Linked DNA regions of Homo sapiens: region 1 is linked to region 2. Evidence: chromatin loops called from intact Hi-C (ENCODE). Cell type or tissue: adrenal gland. All regions are shown on one strand. Links, peaks and the distances in the headings refer to the core of each region. The heading gives the core; the rest is flanking DNA. Region 1 holds the start of LOC124904922 (a long non-coding RNA gene). Region 2 overlaps SULF2 (sulfatase 2).

Region 1 (10,474 bases), core at 905-8,904, 97 kb after region 2:
GTCCTGAGGTAGGAAGATGCCTGAGGGAGGGCCGGAAAGGGGGCACGCATGGCGGCACGGAGCTGAGTGAAGGGGGCTGGGGGGTTCTAGCTTGCGGGTGATGTGATCTGGTGTAGTTTTTTTTTTTTTTTTTTTTTTTTTGAGACAGAGTCCTGCTCTGTCGCCCAGGCTGGAGTGCAGCGGCACGAACATAGCTCACTGCAACCTCCATTTCCCAGGCTCAGGCAATCCTCCCACCTCAGCCTCCCAAGCAGCTGGGACTGCAGGTGAGGACAACCATGCCCGATTACTTTTTAAATTTTTGGTAGAGATGAGGTCTTGCTATGTTGCCCAGGCTGGTGTTGAACTCCTGGACTCAAACAATCCTCTCACCTCAGCCTCCCAAAGAGCTGGGATTACAAGCATGAGCCACCATGCCCAGCCCTGATGTAAGTTTTAACAGAATCCTTCTGACTATGTGAGGGGAACAGACTGCAGGGCATGAGGGTAGGCACAGGGAGGCCACTGAGATGACTAGGTGGGAGCAAAGAAGGGGCAAGAGGTGGACGGTTTCTGAATATTGTTCAGTGAATGAATGAATAACTGCACGGTGGGAAGACTGGAATTGGCTGAATGCTCCAGTTACTAATACTGTGTAACAATTTACCGCAAAACTTAGTGGTGAATTAAAATCTTTCTTTTATTCTCAGAGGCTCCTGATCAGGAACTTGCGCAGGACATGGCAGGAAGGGCTGGTCTCTGCTTTGTAACGTCTGAGGCCACTGCTGAGAAGGCTCAGCAGGGCCTTGGCTTGTCTGGCAGTTGTTGCTGGCAGTCGGTTGGGAGCTTGGGAGGGGCTGCGGAGTGGGCACCTCCATGTGGCCTCAGTGTGGCTTGGGCTTCCTCACAGCATGGCGGCCTTGCAGTGGGGTCTGATTTCTTACACAACAGCGAGGGTCCCAGTGATCCAGGGGGAGCTGGCTCATCTTTTCTGCTGTCCCATGGTGTTCCTTCCACCAGGGCTACGCACGTCTGGCCAGATTCAAGGGGAGGGGACACAGACCCACATCTCAACAAAGGAGCATCAAGGTCCCACCATGGATGAGCCTGCAGGGTACCGTGTGGCCATCCCGTAAAACAGTCAGTCCTGCTGGGTCACAGAGGCTGGCCAGGCCTGGGGCAGCCACGTGGGCCTCCCCTGCAGTACATCCTCCCTCCTAGGAAGTGAAACCCGATCTGATCCCTGGCTGTCGGGGCTGGGCGTTTGTGCTCACGTCCATTTCAAAGAATCTGTGAGCCTCGGAAAGTCCTGGGTGGGCACTCTTCCTTCTCACATGACCCAAGGGTGTTAAAGCCACGATGTCAGGTCCAGGGGGTTCTGAGCAGGGCAGGAGGGTGAACTGAAGGGCTCGTACCAGGAGCTAGAGTCACAACAACCTCTCCTCCTTATTCTAGATAACACATCTGCTCAGTTCTATGTACGCCAGAAACATTGATTTCTTCCCATTTTTTAACCACTCCCAGCTTATTTTTAAGTAGAAAGGAAGCCACCTAACAAACCCAGAAAACCCCACAGAAGAATAAGACCTCGTTTGGGGAAAAAGGCCCCAACCTCCCCCAGCTCTTCCCTTCTGCAGAGGCAAGAAATTTTCCAACTCAGCCTCTGCCCTTGAGCCCTGTGCTCAAAGCCGCCCAACAACATGGAGGTTGCCCTGGAGTCCAGGAGGGAAGGCTGCTGTCCCTGGGAGCCCCTCTCATCAGGCAGGTATTGGCTTGTCAGTGGCAGGATGGGGCGGGGGCGGGGGCAGTGATGATGAGGCTCTGCAGGCTTCAAATGGGGGTGCTGGGCCAGGGCTCCGGGGCCAAGCTTGGAAGGATGCTCATCATGCCTGGCTGGGCAGGAGACCTGGAAACATCTCCCAACCTGCCGGAACTCCGCCTGGGATAACACAGCTTTTCCACCTGGGCCAGAATCAACTGCTGCTAGAGTTTTTTACAGGCAGCTCCCCAGGAAGTTTCTGGCAAGATGGCAGCTTCCAGGGCAGGGGCTCCTGATTTGAGGCAAATGGTACAGCCTGATCTGCTCCGAAAGGGATGACAGGGCTGATCGTTAACCTCTGTGCTCCATCCCATATGCCAGCGTCTCAGAATAAATAAATGAATTTTTAAAAGTCTGGTATAAGTAGAATACCCAAATCTGGGCCTAAATTCATTCATTCATTCCCTTTCTTATTTCAATAAATTTATTTAGAAAGAAAAGTCTATCTTGGAGGAACCAGCACCCATTGCCATAAACCTGGGTCTCTCAACCTTGGCATTACTGCCGCGTGGGCAGGATCATTCTTCGATGGGGGACTGTGCTGTGTATCACAGGGTGTTCACAGGCCTCTGTCCATGAGATGCAAGTAGCACCTACCCCAGTTGTGACAATCAAAAATATCTCCAGACACTGCCAAATGTCCCCCTAGGGGGCAAAACTGCCCCTAGGTGAGAACCCCTGCCATACTTAGATGGCAACAGTATAAAGGCAATGACATTGTGGTTACATTCTTGCTTGCCAAGGCCTCTGCGCTTCCCCTTACATTGGGAGTAGGTCTCCTTGAAGACCATAAAGGAGGAGTTCACGCGATTCCCTCCTTGATGACCCAGAGGCTTGGAGGAGAGCAGAAAAGGAAAAGGGGAAAAAGGAAAAGTTAAAGGTTTTTACGTTGGAAATGGCATTTCCAATGTAGTCCAGGCCCTACCCCGTCTCTTATCCTGAATCTAGGCCACTTCACTCACTCAGGTCTCCTGCCCGACCCTCCTCCTGCCATGACCTGCTTATGATGAGATCAACGCCACTTACGCCCTGTGCGTGGACGGCTAAGATGAAGACTACACCTTGATCCAGTCAATGGGACCTGGTTGGTGGAGGCCACCGGTCTGGCACAAGACTTGGCAATGCAAGAAGTCTGGATGTTGTCTGGTGACCTTTGGAGAGAGATATGTTTGCAGTGGCCTTTGTCTAAAGCAGGGACAAATATGCAAATGCATCCAAGGGTCGGGCAGGAGACCTGAGTGAGTAAAGTGGCCTAGATTTAGGATAGAGATGGGGTGGCGCCTGGACTACACCGGAAACACCATTTCCAAAGTAAAAACTTTCAACCTATTTTAAGCACTGAGCGGGCTCCATAAAGCCCCGCTGGAGCTTGGCCTGGGAGCTATGTGCGACTCTTCCAAGCTATCCAATCTTTCCTGAGCACCTACTATGTGCCACATGCTAAGAAACAGCAGTGGCCACAAGGCAGGCCAGGCCTCTGTCCTCATGGAGCTGTGATACCTTGGTGGAGGAGAAAATGAATGAATGAAGATTGTCTTAAGAGCTTTGGAGGAAGCTGTCAGGTGATAGGATGGACAGTAAATTGGGAAAGGCCTCTCTGGCATGAGGAGGTGGCATAAGGAAATGGCATCTGAGCTGAGAGCAGAGGCGGGCGAGAAGCCAGTTGTGGGCAAAATGCTTTCTATGAACGGAGGAAGTAAGTGCAAAGGCCCTGGGGTGGGAATGTGCACAATGAAACCAACATGGTGCAGCCGAGCACGGCAGTGTGGCCCACAGGAGGCTGGACACCCCTTTGCCCCAGCCCATGCCTTCTGGGCAGGCCACACCCGCTGTCCTTTCTGGCTGTTTAGAGGAAGTAGAAATCAGATACAGAAATTCCCACCTCTGTTCTTTGTTCCTTTGTCTCAGCTGTGGACAAAAGCTTCCCTGGCAGGGAGTTACAAAGTTATTTCTGCAAAAGGCCTTTGGCCAAAAGCAATAAAGTCCGACTTGAACAGAGTCATTATTCACGCCTAACTGTGGGCTGGTTCTCAGTGTAGACTGCCACAGTGGGGACTGACAATTCCACCTTTTTAACCCCCTCCTCCTTTTCAGCCCCACATTTTCTTAGCCCTGCTTACCCCCACAGAACATGTATTTATGTTTCCAGAGATTGTCGTTTCCTTCCAGAAGAATATAAAAGGAATAAAAGGTATTTTGACGGCTTGGTATTAATAATCCAATTACTTCTTTCCTTTTCACCCAATCCACAGGCGAGCGTGCCGTCCTCAGCCAGCTTGCCCCTGCTATTAGCAGATGAGCTGTTCATTAGTTCACCTTGGAAACAGCCCGACACTTACAATTATTTTAGAAGCTGGGGGAAGGAGTCAGAATCAACTTTTACCAAATCACCTGCTACATTTGGAGATGCGAGTGGAGTGCCTTTGGAACGACAGGTCGGCTTCCCAATGTGGCTTGCTGTGCAATCTAATTAGCAGCCGGAAATAGACCGGCAAGTGGGAGGAAAGCCCGGGTCAGAGGCTCTGCGAGCTGAGATTAGTCTGGATCAGTTTTTCCTACTAGCAGCCTCCCCTGCTGCGGGGACTCACTGGGTGTCACCAGGTGTTGGGGTGGAAGGCAGTGTCACTGGTGAGGCGGGGTCTGGGAGGAGGGAGTGCAGGCATTGAGCCCAGGTCCCTCATTACCGCGCATGCTCTCCTTTCAGGAGCCAGAAGCAAACTGCCCCTATCTTCTGGAGGGGGATATTGAGGCATGGCAGGGGTTCTAGGAGTTGACTTTGCCCCGTAAAGTGGAGAGAAGCTTCCAGACCCCCAGCAGCACCTGAGCTATGGGGCCCTGGAGCTGGAGAAGCTGCCACACAGGTTTGGGCATTCTACTTATACTGGACTTTCAAAGTCCATTCACTCGTTTTAAAATGTTCATTGCTCTGCCAGGGGTGGAGTCACCTATGCAGGGGCGGTGCAGAGATTTCTAACAATTTTTGTCCATCTGGTCCCCTTCTTTTGACAGCACCCCAGCTTCCTTTTGAGGACTCCCTCCCCTCTGCCAAGATGCCCCCATCCTCTCTGCCAAGGGGTGATCATGTGACCAAGGTCAATCAGACTTTCTTACCATGTCCCCAACTGTCAAATAAAGTGTCAAGGGCAGAAAGAAAAAGCAGGGGTGCATTTGTCGCATTGGGATGGAAACTCTCCTTCAGGAGGCTGCTAGTAACTCCTGCGCCAAGGTCCCCAGAATTTCCTCAGTTCCTGACCTGTCCTTTCCTGAGCCCCCCAGTAAATCCTGTTCCAGCTTGAGGTAGTAAGTGTTGGGCTCTGCTACTTGCAGTCTGTGATGAATGGGTACTTTGGTGGACTCCAAAAAGCCACACTGCCTGGTATTCAAACCCTTGTGTGGGCCCCACCTCATGAAACCGGGCTGGCTTTGGGACCTGTTTTGACCAAGAGAAGGTGGCAGAAGTGATGCTGTGCCGGTTTTGCGGTTAAGCCTTAAGAGACCGTGGCAGCTTTCATTTTTGCACTCTTAGAAGTCAGGCTACCCTGAACCTGCCATACTGCGAGGAAGCCCAAGTAGCCATAGGGCAGAGCCCACATGGAGAATAACTGAGCTCCCATCTGGTGACCAGCAAGAGCTGCCAGCCATTTGAATGGGGTTGTTTTAGACCTGCCAGCTGATATCACATGAAGCTGAAGAACCACCTGGTCAAACCACAGAATCGTCCAAAATAAAATGTTGTTACCTTAAACCACTGAGTTTGGAGTGGTTTGTTATACAGCAGAAACACAACCCAAGAATCCTCAGTGACACTGATCAGAGCCCATTCCCCCAACAGAAATGTCACAAATGACTATGAGGTTAAGACTTTCAGCCTCTTCGGCTAATGAACACTTGGAGGAGAACATCATTCATTCATTCCTTTAGTCATTCATTCAAACAGCCAGTAAGCCTAGCACAGATGGTACAAAGATGAACAAGCTTCAGGACCTCCTGTTCTAGTGAGGGCATCACACACAGTGCCTCAGTTTCCTTACTGATAAAGTGAAGATGATATTAGTCCCTGCTTCAAAGGCTTGCTGTGATGATGAAATGCTGGGCAAAAAGTAATCAATAGATATTAGACATTATTATTACTACACACTTGCAATGCACAATGTAAGTGTCCAGGGACACTTGCAATGTCCCTGGAAGTGTAGCCATTGGGTACAAAGTGTCACAACGGGAGACAAACTCAAATGCCTACGTGGGCCAGGCAGATAATGTAAACGGGTGAAGTGGACGCATAAGAAAACTCCACACCCCACTTCCTCTCCAGCTCTCATCTGGCCACTTTTGGTAGAGATGGAACAGAGAAATATTGCTCCACAATGAGAAAAACAGAAGGGAAAGTGCAATGAAAAGCCAAATGAATTGGTTCACAATGTCAGGCTATAGGGGATGGTGGGGACCACATCTCCCCATTTTTCAGGAGAAGCTGAAAATCCAGATTTTTAAAATGTGAAATCTCGTAGTTGTTACAAATCTGACAGCTTTTTAGAAGGTTCAAACAAAACATTTCTGCGAGCTGAACAGAGCCCCTGGTTAGGTGGCCTGTGATGTCCTATTCTACCAGCATGGCAGAGCAAGGAGAGACTTCGTTGTGTCTCTTTCCTCCTTTGTAAAACGGGGTTGGAAGATCCCCACATCGCTGAGTTATTCCACATTCACAGGAGCGCGCACTTAAACCACCACTAGCCTGTACAAAGTGCTCGGTAAATGTGAGCTTTCAGGAGGGTAGGTTGGGGAGTGGAGGTTAAAGAGGCTGCTCTCCTGGGCTGTGACCGCTGTTCTTTCAGGAAGGGACAATTTAGGGAAGGGAGTTGTCTTTTCAAGGGCACATGCAGAAATATTTAACCCAAGAGCCCTCATTAGAATGTCACACCACTGACCTGGAAGACTAGCTTGGCCCCAGAGTCATCAGAAGTGGAGGGTTCCACCAGCCCTTCTGCAAGGCCGTGAGGTCCCTGCCGTGGCATAAAGGGGACGATCCTTCCTCTGCAAGCAATGCTAGCACAAAACCCCAGCTCTGGCACTGGGGAGCAAGTGAGTGTGTATGAAACCAATCCTCCCAGCCACCTGCTTAGCTTTTTGCAAATGACTAACAGGTTTTGACATCCTTGCCCTGAGCAGTCACCTTCGAGCAAACATGCTAGCCAGATGTGCCTGTAGCTCTCCAAGCCTCTTTCTTTTCTTGCTTCCTTCATTCAAAAAAAAATTTACTGAGTATCCAAAGAGTGCCACCCTGGTTCTCAGTGCTGGGGATACAGCGATGAACAAGACAGACAATGTCCCTACAAGCACAGAGCTTGCTTTTTAGTGAGGAGAGAGAAGACAAAGGACAAATAAGCAAACCAGGCTAATTCCAGAGAGTGATAAGTGTTATAAAACATAAAACAGGTTGTCCTTCCAGCATTCTAGGGAGGTGACATTTCAGCTGAGATCCGAAGCATAGGAAGGAGCCAGGTCCTTTCCCAGTGTTTGATTTAGAGGTGAGTGCAAAACCCAACTCCGGACCAATGAAACAGAAAGCAAAGTCTGCTAGGGTGGGAGTGTTCTGGCAAGGATTTTACTCTCTGATTAAAAGAGAGACAGCAAGGAGTCCTGTCCTATAGTCCCACTTTGTAGGGTGATGCGACGTCTGGAGCTGTGGCAGCCATATTGAGACTATGAGGCAACAAGGCCAAAGACATGATGAGGACAGAAGAAGAGGCTTGAAAGATCCTGGGACCTTGGATGACACTGTTGTACTGAAAAACCAGCGCCTGGACTCCCCTGCTTTGGACTTGGTGTTATGTGAGAATTAAATGTTTCTATTGCATAAGCCACTGTCAGTCAGAAATGTGATTCCTCATAATGAAACCATTTCAATTCACATTAAAATGATCAGGACTCTAAGCTACTAAGAATTATAGTAGGCTTTCCTGGTCTCTGAAATATCCAGATAAGTGGCCTGCAATCAGAAGTCTATGGATAGTATCTGTCTCGAGAGCAGACCAGAAATGTGGCTTTCAGATGGTCTGATTTTCACCAAGCAGGAACATCTCCAAGGCTTCTGTGAGCTAACAGTTTTTTCAATCTCTTTTCAAAAAGTTCCAGGCCAGGCAGGGTGGCTCACGCCTGTAATCCCAGCACTTTTGGAGGGTCACTTGAGCCCAGGAGTTTGAGACCAGCTTGGGCAACATAGCAAGATCTCATCTCTACCAAAAAAAAAAAAAAAAAATTAGCTGGGTATGGTGGCCTGTGCCTATAGTCCCACCTACTTGGGAGGCTGAGGTGGGAGAATCACTTGAGCTTGGGAGGTTGAGGTGGTAGTGAACTGAGACTGTGCCACTGCACTCCAGCCTGGATGACAGTGCAAGACCCTGTCTCAAAAACAAAAAAGCTCCTCTTCTCTGGCTACTGGGGTGGGTCAAGTCACCCGCTGGGGTCCTGACCATGAGCCAATAAGAAAAGCTATTGGCCACATTCTTCCCCTAACACATCTGGCTTCCACATGGCCAAACACATCTTTGGTACTATTTGTGGTCCCTGGGGATGGCCCTGTCCACCAACTTACACACACAAGACCTGGCCATAACAACTCTGAGTTTGGGATAGAATTTATCTAAGATTCAAGCTGGGCCCAGGTGTGCAGAGCAGTGGGCCAGGCCTTCTGTAAGATGACGCTCCATGGCAGAGGCCAGGGCCACTGGGCAACGTGTGCTTTGGAATCACATTAAGAGAACGTGGGGAATTCAAAACATTCTGGTTACAGAGAATTCCAAGAAGCCCTGGCCTGGGCTGGAGGAGAAGCTCTGAAGGCCATGCCAACAGCTGTTCCACCCAGAAGGCATCGTGCTGCCTACAAGGCCCGAGATCCCACATGACCTTAAGCAATTTCCCAAGGGCATCTGTGGCAGAGCAATGAATATTTAGCTCTGTCTGTTAATCACTGAGAAACCAGGCGATGAAGAAGGGGAGGCTCAGCCCGAGCCTTCAGGAACTTCTTGGAAATGTCAGAGAGGTGAGCATGTGGGATATGCTAAAAATATTCATCAAATAGATTCATGACAGGCACTAGGGGGAGGCTGGGGGGAGAAAACCACACTAGAAAACAAAACACATTCTCTCTGGATAATTGTGTCCAGTCCCACAGCTTAAAATAACATCAATATGCCGATAACTCCCAAACTTAGGTTGCCAGCCCCGACCGGCTGCAGACATCCACGTTCACCACCCACTGAGCTTTCAGACATCCAGGTGGGGTTCATCTCAAACCCAACATTTCCACGTCGGAATTCCAGATCACTCCTCCTCCCCAAAACCTTCTCTCCTATCTTCCCTATTTAGCAATCACCACGCACCAGGCTGCCTAGTCACCTTTGACTCCTTGGCAGGATACATCATGAATATTTGGGCTGAATCATTTTTCACTGTGGGGTCATCCCGTACATTGCAGGTTAAGCAGCATCCCTGGCCTCTACCCTCTAGATGCCAGTAGCAACCCTTCCCCAGTTGGGACAACCTATACTGTCTCCGGATAGTGTTAAAATGTTTTCTGGGTGTCAAAATCACCCTCGGTTGAGAATCAAAGCCCTTTCCCTCACTCTGTAATCCAATCCACTAGGAAGTCCTGTGGGCCCTACCTCCAAAATACATCTCCAATCCCCATTTCACTCCATCTCCATTGATACCACCACGGTCCAAGCCACTCTCGGGCCCTCTCTGTTGCCTAACAGTCCCGGTGATACCACTTCCATCTGCACAGCACGCCTCTCACAGGAGCCAGCAGGATCTTCTTGAAACACAAATCATATCATTCTCTGACTTAAAACCCTCCAATGGTTCTCCATTTTATTTTTTAATTTATTTTTGAGATGGAGTCTTGCTCTGTCACTCAGGCTAGAGTGCAATGGCACAATCTCAGCTCACTGCAACCTCCACCTCCTGGGTTCAAACGATTCTCCTGCTGCAGCCTCCCGAGTAACTGGGATTACAGGTGTGCGCCACCGTGCCTGGCTAATTTTTGTATTTTTAGTAGAGATGGGGTTTCACCATGTTGGCCAGGCTAGTCTTGAACTCCTGACCTCAGGTGATCCACCCGCCTTGGCCTCCCAAAGTGTTGCGATTACAGGCATAAGCCACCGCGTCCAGACAGTTATCCATTTTATTTAAAATAAAGTCTAAAATTTCTTAGCATGGCCTGTATTTCTCATCTCTGACGTGCCCTCCCCCACTTACTCCTGACCCTCTACCCTAGTTGACTTTTTTTTTTTTTTTTTTTGAGACAGAGTCTGACTCTGTTGCCCAGGCTGGAATGCAGAAGTGTGATCCCGGCTCACAGCAACCCCTGCCTCCCGGGTTCAAGTGATTCTCCTGTCTCAGCCTCCCAAATAGCTGGGACTACAGGCACGTGCCACCACACCTGGCTAATGTTTGTATTTTTAGCAGAGATGAGGTTTCACCGTGTTGGTCAGGCTGGTCTTGAACTCCTGACCTCCAGTGATCTAACTGCCTCAGCCTCCCAAAGTGCTGAGATTTCAGGCGTGAGCCACCACGCCTGGCCTACCCCACTTGACTTCTATTTGTGTTTGGGGCAGGTGTCTTGGACAGGCCCCTCCCACCGCCTCTGGGCCTTTGCACTAGCTGTTCCTTCTACCT
Region 2 (10,474 bases), core at 918-8,917:
CATGGCAGCTAGAGGAATCTTTTTAAAGGGCAAGTTGGATCATATTACTCTCCTACTTAAAACCCTTCAATGGCTCCCACTGTCTTTAAGACAAGACCCAAGCTCCTGATACTAGTCTTTGAACATCCTCTGCAATCTGGCCCTGGCCTACCCATCGGTCCTCCTCTCCCTCAGCCCTCTCTCCAGTATCCCCTGTGGGCTGCTGCCCCAGGGACTTGGCGCTCACTGTTCCTTCTGCCTAGAATGCCTTTTCTCCAGCCCTTCCTGCTGCTGGAGGCTTCTCTTCCTTCCCGTCTGCTCCAGCGCAAGGAGGTCTCCCCTGACCACCTTCCCAGACTCAATCAGTGCAGTGTGTGCAGAGGCTCCACGTGTGCACTCAACTCCAGGCCTGTGGTCAGACGCTGAATGTAGATAGAATCACTGTCCAAATCTCTCGTGTTGATCCTTCTGCTCTTCCCCAGTTCCAGCCTCCTGGATCCCCTCACGGGATTCTGCAACCACCTGTAAACTGGATTCTCTTCCCTTCTGTCCACAGCTGCTCCAGCCCATTGACCCAGTGACTCTTTAGGGCCTATTCTGTGCCAAAGTGACCTTTCCAGGCCATGGGTCAGATCTGTTCCCTGTGTCTCTCCAGCACTTAGCATGTGCCAAGCACTGTGTGTTAATATATTAACTTGCTTACTACACCTCACGCTACCCTACGAGGCAGGTGCTGTCATTACTGTGCCGATTCAAGATGAGGCACACGGAGGTAGAGAGATGTGTCCTGGGTCACACAACTGGGAGGTGCAAGAGCTGTAAGGAAAAGTGTGGAGTCTGGTGCCACCATCCCCCCCAACCCTCTGCTGCACCGTCTGCCCCCGCCCGCTGCCGTTGAAGGCCCTGGTGCCTTTCACCTGCTCATCTTGCCCCTGTCCCGCCCATCTGTTCTCACCTGGAGGCTGAATCTAATTGCATTCACAGCGCCCTGCCACCCTCCCATCCCCTTCAATGCATGCAGGCCCTTCCAGCAACCTGGATTCCTTAGTGCAGAAGTAGACTGATGGGCCAGCAGGCATGGCCCTGAATGAGGCCAGCCCAGAAGCGCCTGGGGGACCTGGGGAGGCTAAAGTGGGCACTGTGACCGGCTATACCCATCTGACTGTCGCCAGAGGGGAGCACAGGCCCAGAAGCCCAGGTCTGATTTTTCAAGAAAAGCCAGGGCTCTGAGTTCTGCGTGAAGCCCTGAGCTGTGTGCGCTGGCGAGCAGCCTCCTGTCCACTTAGCTCTCTCTGCCTGGAATTCTCCTTCCCCACTGCCTGCTCCCCGCTCCAACCCAACAAACTCAGCTGGGGCACGACTTGAGGGGTCGGCAAACAGCAGCCCTCTTGCTAGTCAACTCCAGCCCACAGCCTGTTTTTGTATGGCCTGCAAACCAAGGACGGTTTTTACATTGTACGTTTTCAGAGTTGTAAAAAGCAAGAACAAAAACAAATATGTGGCCTGCAAAGCCCAAACTATTTACTGTCTGATCTTGTGCGGAAAGGGTTTGCTGCCCCTGCAACTACTCATGTAGAAGCCGTGTCCACATGGCCCGTCCCGAGGCTGTCCTGGCGGGGGCGGCGCCTGAGCCCCACAGGGCTGGGCCAGTGTCGGCTTGACTTGGGGTCCCTACAGCTGCTGAGAACGAAGGTCCCGCAGCCCAACTACCTGGGTTCAAATCCTGCCTCCACCACTTGAAGCTGTGAGGCTGTGGGCAGTTTGCCTGAGCCCTGGGCCTCAGTTTCCCCGTGTACAGAACATACCTGCCAGATAGGGTGGCTGGAGGTAGAGCTTACACTCACGTGTTGCCCGTGATGATCATCATTACGAGGTGCCCAGGGCACATTTACTCCTGCCCGGCCTGGGCCCTGGTCTGGGCTTTGGCAATGATGACATGAATTCTAGCCGGGCCCTGCCCTTAGGATGTCCCCGTGTCACCGGGAGACAGACAGATGCACATGAGCTCGGTTCCTGGGCACGTTTGTTCAGCAAATGACAAAAAAACATCTACCACGTGGGGTAGCACGGACAAGGTACCCAAGACAATGCTATGGCTGGGTGTGAGGCCCCTAAGAGACGTCCTCGGGCCACAGGGTACAGCTTCTACACTGGGCAGGGCATTCCAGAAGGCACGGCACAAGCAGGGACATGGCAACGGCACTCGGGGAGTACCGGCTTGTGAGCAGGGCCGTTGCCTGGGATGGGGGGCAGACGTCTGAGCCTGAGGTCCCCAAAGCTCCGGGGCTGGGTCGGGGGCCGTGGGTTGCTGCCTCCCAGCTGGCCTAGGCTAAGTGCCCCAAACTCCGCCCTCAGCACTCTCTTCCTTTGGCTTCAGTGGTGTGCTCTGATTGTTTGGAAAATGCTGATACCTCCTCTTTCTTGGCCCCAGCAAAGAGGTCATTCTGGCTGCCCAAGCCCTGATCTGGGTCAGGGGAGACATCAGAAAGAACCAGTGGGGGACTTGACAACGTTCCCTCGTCGAGGGGCAAAGACTTCCTGGCCTCCTCATTTCACTCCTTTTAGCCCAGAACTAAAATCAGAACCACTTCTGGGATCTCGGTACAAAGTCAAGGCTGAACTCTCTCCAGAACATCAGCTCTGGGAGGGCAGGAGCTTCTGTTGAGCATGTTCGAGGCTGTGGCCCTGCGCCTAGGACAGTGCCTGGCAAGCGGGGGGACGCATTCATGCTGTACAACGGAGGGATGAAATCCACAGCTCCTGCCCGGTGGCAGATACGGGTTAATTGTGTGACTAAGAGGGGTCTGTGGGTTTACAAACACACACTGGGTGGGGAGGCACAGTCAGGCCTGTATGGGCCTGTACTAATTCTGTGTGCAGTGTTAAGATGGAGTCATTCAAATGCAGTCCATCAGAAACGCATCCACTTCAGGCCTTGGCCTTCAATACCAGGGCCCTGGTTTTGCTTTTTCTCATAGGTGAAACAGGCACACAGCTCCAGCCCCAGCTCAAAGTCCCAGCCTTTGACAGGCAGGGCAGGGACACACCTCCGGCACCCCTTGGGCCAGCCAAGGCAGAGTTTCCATCCCACTCCCCTCCCTGCCCTGCCCCGCCCCCGACCCTCCTCTCCAAGCCTGCCCTGGCTTTCCAGCCTCAGAAAAGCCTCCTTCAGGCTTTCCCAAACATGTCAGTTTCTGGCTATCTCTGATACTTCCCAGATAATTTTCTTTTTTCTTATGTTTTTAGAGACAGGGTCTTATTCTGTCACCCAAGCTGGAGTGCAGTGGCGCAATCATAGCTCACTGCAGCCTCCAACACGTGGGCTCAAGCCATCCTCCCGCCTCAGCTCTGGAGTAGCTGGGACCTCAGGCATGAGCCACGGACTGTTCCTGGCCATAATTTCCTTAATATTTCTCTTGCAATCAATTCACTTTTTAAAACCTTACCTATATTTATTTTAAAAAGCCATGTCTTATTACTCCTATAAAAGGAAAACCAGTCACAAAGAGGATACTGTCAAAGTGAATATGGTGAAAATAAAATAATTTAACTCCTGCTGGGGCCTTCGTGCAAGAGAGATCGGCAAGGGCTAGAGAGGCGCTAAGGGCATACACACACCCACGGGACACTTGGCCTCTGACACGGTCAGGGTCCAAAGGCTGCTGAGAAATGAATCACTTATTGTGAGCATCATCCTGCACCACCAAACAGCATCTTGGGCACCACACGGCAGCAAAGGACTACCCGTTGGGAGGCCCTGGCCCTGCTGGCTCAGCGGCTCTCAGAGCCTCGCAGGTCAGGGCCGGCTGCAGTCAGGAGGGGGAGCCGTTGGGAGGGAAGGGAGCCTTCTTACCTGTCCCAGCTGCTCACACGCCGTCTGGTACTCAGCACGCTGACACAGGTCCTTCACACGCTGGTACTTGGGCAGAAAGTTCTCCTCCTGGGCGTCCACCTTGTCATTGTCTCTCTTGTGTAGCAGCTTGCTATGGGGCAGAGAGCAGGAGCCGCGGGGCCGGCCTCTCAGCTCTGGAGGAGCCCCGGAGGCATGTGTGCCCACCTAGAGGGGTGCCCCCTCGGCTCCGGCTTTTCCTCACAGTGGAGGGCGCAGGGCCACCTGCCCGGGTCTTCTGATGTTTAGGAAACTTAAGACATTGGAATTTTATAAGAAACTTCCCAAATTGCATGAGTTGGCAATAAATTAAATAAATTGAAGACATTGTAGAGGCTGGACAAAGCATGCCAAAAGCGTACACGTGACCTCAGACCCCAATTCTGTGTCTATAGGAGCAGTGAATGGGCTTTGTGTTTAGGGGCCTTTGGACCAACTTCAGAGCCATGGGCAGCTCCTGAATAGCATGATGCGGTGGGGCTACAGAAGCTTCCTGGGCAGAGGGAGGGAGGTGGGCAGGGGTGTCCCTCCCAGGACCCGGCACTCACCCTCTCTCCACCAAGAAGGAGTCCCGCCAGACCCTCATCTTCTTTTTCAAGTGAAACCTGGAAAAAAGCACGGCTCCTGCTTCTCAGCAACATGAGGGCTTCCCACGACCCCCCGTTCCCCCAGGAGCAGGGACGGCACCAGGAGTCAGCCTTGGTTTACGGTCAGCCTGGACAGCAATTGTGGTGAGTGTGCCCAGCTGGGCACTAGAGCATTGCCCACCCTCCTCTGAGTTGAGCCACCCCTTCCCCAGAGACTTGGGTCTGGAGACACACACAGTAGAAATGACCCAGGTCAAAATCACTGTAAGTCCCACCCAAGTAACTGTGTGTGTGTGTGTGTGTGTGTGTGTGTGCGCGCACACACATCTCAAGCCCCTCCCAGGAAGCCCAGCAACTCCCCCGGCACTAGACGAGCTCTATCTCGAGTTCAGCGTCAGGCGCAGTGGTTCAGCATCAGGCGCAGTGGTTTGGCGTCTTGAGCTCTGTCTTGAGCTCAGTGTCAGGCGCAGTGGTTGCCTTGATGTCAGGTTAATTGCATTGGGTTTTGGGAGTATTTTCTTCTTTGGTGCTTTGCAGTTGCATGTATGTAATTTGTATGTTTCATCCAGTGCCACCTGGTCATTTCCATTTCCTAGATGGGGACTCTGAAGCTGAGAGGGGAAGCTTCCACCCTGTCCCCTGACCCCCAGGTGTCCTGGCTCCCAGGCCAGTGTCCCCAAACATGTCCATTTTATACCATTACAGCTTGCCTGGCCTCACAGTCAGGGGAGGAGCCTCAATGGACACGGTCCCCCTACAGGGCAGCCAGATGTGGGCACACAGTGCTCGCCTGGCTGGAGCCTCTGGGAGGCCACAGGGGAAGGGCTCCGCTGCCAGAGGTGCAAGCCAGGAGTTGAAGTAGCACCTGGAGGCCAGGAACCTGGTGGCTGTTAAGAGCGCTGGCCACCAGATGTCGCTGCGGCCACACCAGCCTCCCCGCCCTGACTCAGCCCACCTCCCACCTGTCTGACTTGCTCACCCTCACGGTTCCTATTCTGCCTCTCTGGACACCTAGGAATATGTTCCCATCACACCCTCCAGCATTAAAGTTATGGGGCGTGGTGAGTCAGCATCTGAATTCCCAGAGCTACATCCAGACTTGCTGGGATACCTCCGACACGTCACTCAATCGCTTTGGGATTCAGATTCCAAACTGGTAAAATGGGGATGATGATAATGTCCACCTCGCTGGGTTACTGTGAGGATCAAATTCCTAGATTTCCCTGCACAGTACTTAGAATAGGGCCTCACACACAAGCGCCGTGCAGTTAGCACCATCTCCTACCATCACTGCTGCTATCATTTCAAGCTTTGGGTAATTTTAGCTCAGAGAAGGTCCCCAACTGGTCACCTTGGCCACATTCCAGATGGGAAGACAGAATCTCGGAGAGGGGACCATGCTTCTCTCCCACAGCAGGTAAGTGGTTGGCATGGCGGGACCTGAGAACCCCAGCTCCCGACCCTTGGAGACCCCACGTTCTAGACCCACAGGGTTTTGCTCTGAGTTCCCGCAGGTCAATGTCCCGGCCCCCTCAACACCTGCCCTGCTCCGTCCTCACCGATTCACCGGCCGCTCCGTGTCCAGCAGCTTGAGGATGGATTTCCCGTCCATATCCGCAGGTATGTCCAGGCCTGCAATGTCCAGGATGGTGGGGGCCAGGTCAATGTTGAGGACGATGTGGGGATTCCTGGGGGAGGCAGGAGATCGGGGACTCAGTCACTCAGGTGGTGGTGCCTCAGCCTCGCGTGGGGGGTGGGGAGCGGTAGGTGGGCAGCAGTTTGTGGGAGGCTGACATCTGCAGGTATGGAAGCTGCAGTCTGGCACCTCAACCTCAGCAGCTCCCCTCTGCGGCCCAGATTCAGCTGAACCCCCACTCTGTGCTCGCCCCCCCTTAGTTTCTGTGTCTCAGCTCATGCCGTGAGCTGACAGCCTCACCCTGTCCCCCTCCTGCCCTTCCTGTCCCCACTTCCTGAGTGAAGGCGACCCCCCCTTTACAGCCAGCCCAAATCCTGGCCCTTCCTGAACCCTTCCCCTGAACCTCTGGGGCAGACACTGGCTCCTCGCTGTTCCTTGACAGCCCAGGCACAGTGCAGCCTCAGGGCCTTCTTCTTTACCATCCTCTCTGCCTGGAATGTCCTTTCCCTGGAGATCAGGGGCCACCGTCCCTCACCCCTTTAGTTCTTTGCTCTATGACCAAGGAGGCCCGTGACAGGCCTCAGTGGTCCCCAGAATCCCTGTCCCTGGTGATCACACCTTAATGTGACCCCCTCACCTTGGGTGTGGACCAACCTGCACCTGCTGCCAACCAGTGGGTTGTGAAGGTGATGGGCTGTCACTCCCGTGGTTGTGTTATGAGATAGTCAACTACTATCCTGCTAGCAGTCTGGCTCTGGTTTCTTTCTCCCCTTGCTGGCTTTGAAGAAGCAAGCCACTCTAAATCAGCAGCTAGACTGTGAGCAGTCTGGGAGGCAGACTGCATGGGTTCAAGTCCTCTGCTTGCACTTGACCTGCCCCATGAGCAGGGACGCAGATGCTCCCCAGTCAAGCCTCTGGATGAGACCACAGCCCTGGCCGGCACCTTGATTTCAGCCTAAGCAGACGACCCTGCAGGGCTAGGCCCAGGCTTCTGACCCTCAGACACTGTGAGTTTGTACATGTGTGTTGTCTTAAGCTGCTGAGTTTGTGGCAGTTTGTTCTGCAGCACAGATACCCAACACAAGGCCCCTCCTGAGGACCCTATTCGGAACTGCGCCCCCTCCCCACCCTCCCTGCTTTATCTTTCTCCTGAAGACTTATCACCATCTCATATGCTATATAATTTACTTATTTCTCTGGCTTATTGTCTATTGCCCAGTTAGACTCTAAGCTGCAGGAAGGCTGGCTCAGGTGGTCACTTCTGTATCTCCAGGACTTATACCCTTAGAACACAGAGGAGCTACTCAGTAAATATTGGCTAAGTGAATTCCCATACATCTGCCACCTTTCCTGGCTCCTGTTTCTTTTTTTGAGAGGTGTCTTGCTCTGTCACCCAGGATGCAGTGTGGTGGCATGATCCTGGCTCACTGCAACCTCCACCTCCTGGGTTCAAGCGATTCTCATGCCTCAGCCTCCCGAGTAGCTGGGATTACAGGCATGCGCCATCACACCCATAATTTTTGTACTTTTAGTAGAGGTGGGGTTTCACCATGTTGGCCAGGCTACTCTTGAACTCCTGACCTCAGGTGATACATCCGCCTCAGCCTCCCAAAGTGCTGGGATTACAGGCATGAGCCACCTCTCCTGGCTCTTGTTTCTGGCTGATGGCATTCCCAATGTAGGGTAAGGGACTTAAGGGGTGTGCCCAGCACAGGACCCAGGACCTGTTGAATGGTGGACAGTCCCGTCAGAGCATCTGAGTGCCTTCCCCGCTAGTTCCCTGGGGACCAGGGCAGGGCCTGGGTCCTAGGGTTTCCGTCATCTTTAACCCCTCATCTCTCCCCAGTCCAGTGCCCTGTGAACGTCGGGCAGGCTGCCAAGCATGTGTGCAGCTGCTGAAGATGGGGCTGTGTCATGGGGGGCTCGAAGGCCAGCGTGAGGCGCTACAACTGAATCCAGAGGCGAGGGAGCTGGGAAGACTGCTGAGCGACGGGCGCTCTGCAGAACCCAGCAACCGGCAGCTAATGGGGCTGAGCTTGTCCAGTGGTCCCGCTCCCCCAGGCTCAGGGGAAGGAGGACAGTGGTTGCTTTTCCTGGCCAGCACCAATGCCTTGCTCTGTGTCACAGCTTCTAATTCTGTAGGAACTACCTGGCCCCATTCAGAGTCCCCTGCCCAATGTACTCAGCCTGGTTACTCAAGGGTTTCTGTCACCTCTGGCTACAGTGAATGGTTCAGGGAAGGACACGTGACCTAAGTCAGGCCAGTGGGAGTCAGCCTCAGGTCTTCTGTTCAAAGCAGTTTGGCTTCCTAAACAGGATGGCTGAAAATCTGGAGCTGCTGACCCTGCCACAAGGAGAAAAACCCACCTGAGAATGAAGCCAATTCGGCGGAAGTGGGACTGAGAGATAAGAAATGAGAGCTTTCCAATGGCATTGTAAGACTGCTGGATCCAGCCATGCCTGAGGCTGGAGCTGTGCATGGACTTTTCAGTAACTATAGTTACTGTGTTCCTTTTATCTTACATGCCTTATCTGGTTCAAAGGTCATTTCTGCTTGCAACCAAAGGAGTCCTGGCTGACAGATACCGTGTGTCTTTGGTCCCAAACCTGACATGAGCACTCTCTTTTTCTTGACCATGTGGGATGTGGTTTTGGGCCCTATGAGTCAGATCACAGATTCCGAGGCTGACCAAACCCCCAATGTCAGTGTTTGTAGAGCCCTCAGTGGGTCAGATTCTTTCTGTTCACAGGGATGGTTTGAAGTTTCTGAGAGGCGTGGCAGATGGGAATAGAGACTGCCTGGTTTCAAGCCCCAGCCCCTTCCCTTACTTGCTGTAAACTCAGGCAACTTAACCTCTCCGTGCCTCAGTGGCCTTGGGTGTAAAATGGGGCTACTATGAGCATCCACGTCACAGGGCAGTTGTGATGCTGAAACGAATTATTAATTGTTTTTGAGATGGAGTCTCACTGTGTCGCCCAGACGAGTGCAGTGGCATGATCTCGGCTCACTGCAACCTCCACCTCCCAGGTTCAAGCGATTCTCCTGCCTCAGCCTCCTGAGTGCTGGGATTACAGGTGTACGCCACCATGTCCAGCTAATCTTTGTATTTTTAGTAGAGGCAGGGTTTCACCATGTTGGCCAGGCTGGTCTTGAACTCCTGACCTCAAATGATCTGCCCACCTGGGCCTCCCAAAGTGCTGGGATTACAGGCATGAGCCACAGGGCCCGGCTTGCAATGAATTATTATGTAGTTCTTAGACCAGGCCCTGAAGAGTAGACACTCCATACGTGTGGACTGTCGTTATTACAGCTCTTAGTCCAATGGGGACGCTAAGAGCCAAAGACGGGCGTGATCTGATAAGGTCAACAGTCAGTCATCACTTTCTCTGGCCTTGAACTCATGCAGCCTGCCTCCTGGAATTCTCGCAAAATGTCCAAGGCAGTGGGAACATGTCAGTCTGGAATTCCACACTGCACTGTCAACGCCTTTTCAGGAGGAATTCCGCAGCCAGCCCTGTGTGAGTGCTGGGTGTGTGTTCCCACATCTGGGCATGAGCAGAAGGCAGACCAAATGACAGTCTTAATAGCAACACATCTGCTTTTCAAAAACCTCATTTGAGCCAGCCTCCATAATATCCCAGCCGATCCAAGGAAGCTGCTGCCGGGAACAGTGGCCTGTCCGCTCCCCTGCCCCAGACGCAGCATGTTCGCTGCCAGAACATGTCAACTCAAAGGTTAGCCCGAGGAGAATGGCTGGCTGAGGGCTGCGGCCCACGTGGTCCTCCAGGAAGGATGGGAGGGAAGAGCATTTCCCTTTGTGCTGCTGCCCAGAGTTGGCTCAGCTGATCCCAGCTGACAACCAGCTGCCTGTGCTGTGGTCCGGGGTTCCTCCCTGACAACCTCCAGGCTCAAAGACTGCCCAGCCCAGAACAGAAATCCAAGCACCATTCCCACCCGCTGGTGACATGCATGTGCGCGCACACACGTATACAGCCCAGCTCCCTGGATTTCCTGGCATACGGCCCCACCACACCTGTTTCCACAGGTGCTAACAGCTCCCGGCCTCTCCTTCCCCAGCAGAGGGATATAACATGCATGACATAATTGCTTTCCGCTGGCCCTGGGGTACATCTGCGAAAACTGTGTGCCACCCAGGGTGGGCTTGGGTTTGGGCTGCATGGTTGAAGCCCTGAGCTGGGCCCAGGGGCCTCCCTGGGTCCCTGGGGGATGACACACTTACAGACAGCCGGCTTCCACGTTGGGGCCCCTCACGTAGAACGGGACCCTGATGTCAAACTCATATGGCATGGATTTCCCTTTCACCAGGCCAAACTGGCCGATGTGGTAACCGTGGTCGGCGGTGTATACGATGTACGTGTTGT

The links. Hi-C counts contacts between places; a loop is a spot of excess contacts. Peaks named below come from ENCODE experiments on the same cell type or tissue, not always from the same donor. Only the 100,000 strongest peaks of a DNase experiment are listed, where the experiment ranks them.
Region 1: it touches region 2 in a loop (2.2-fold over the local background); 57 of 110 quality-filtered maps call a loop at or near these places.

Annotation. Positions count from the first base shown.
Region 1 is chr20:47,769,938-47,780,411 of GRCh38, forward strand. The region is part of intron 1 of SULF2 (sulfatase 2); the gene reads right to left. LOC124904922 (a long non-coding RNA gene) reads left to right here and starts at 4,153. Exons shown (of 3, transcript XR_007067620.1): 1 at 4,153-4,233; 2 at 4,503-4,659; 3 at 4,808-9,717. In adrenal gland, for the core only: no CTCF peak of the experiment used is centred there; no DNase peak of the experiment used is centred there; H3K27ac peaks cover 1,490 bases.
Region 2 is chr20:47,672,662-47,683,135 of GRCh38, forward strand. SULF2 (sulfatase 2) reads right to left here. Exons shown (of 21, transcript NM_001387048.1): 7 at 10,333-10,474; 8 at 6,015-6,143; 9 at 4,417-4,473; 10 at 3,833-3,962. Among named protein-coding and RNA genes, the nearest start is that of SULF2, 110 kb to the right of the region's middle. RefSeq lists enhancers at 1,798-2,763, 6,126-6,626. In adrenal gland, for the core only: a CTCF peak has its summit at 5,359 (motif pointing right); a DNase peak (open chromatin) is centred at 5,264; H3K27ac peaks cover 333 bases.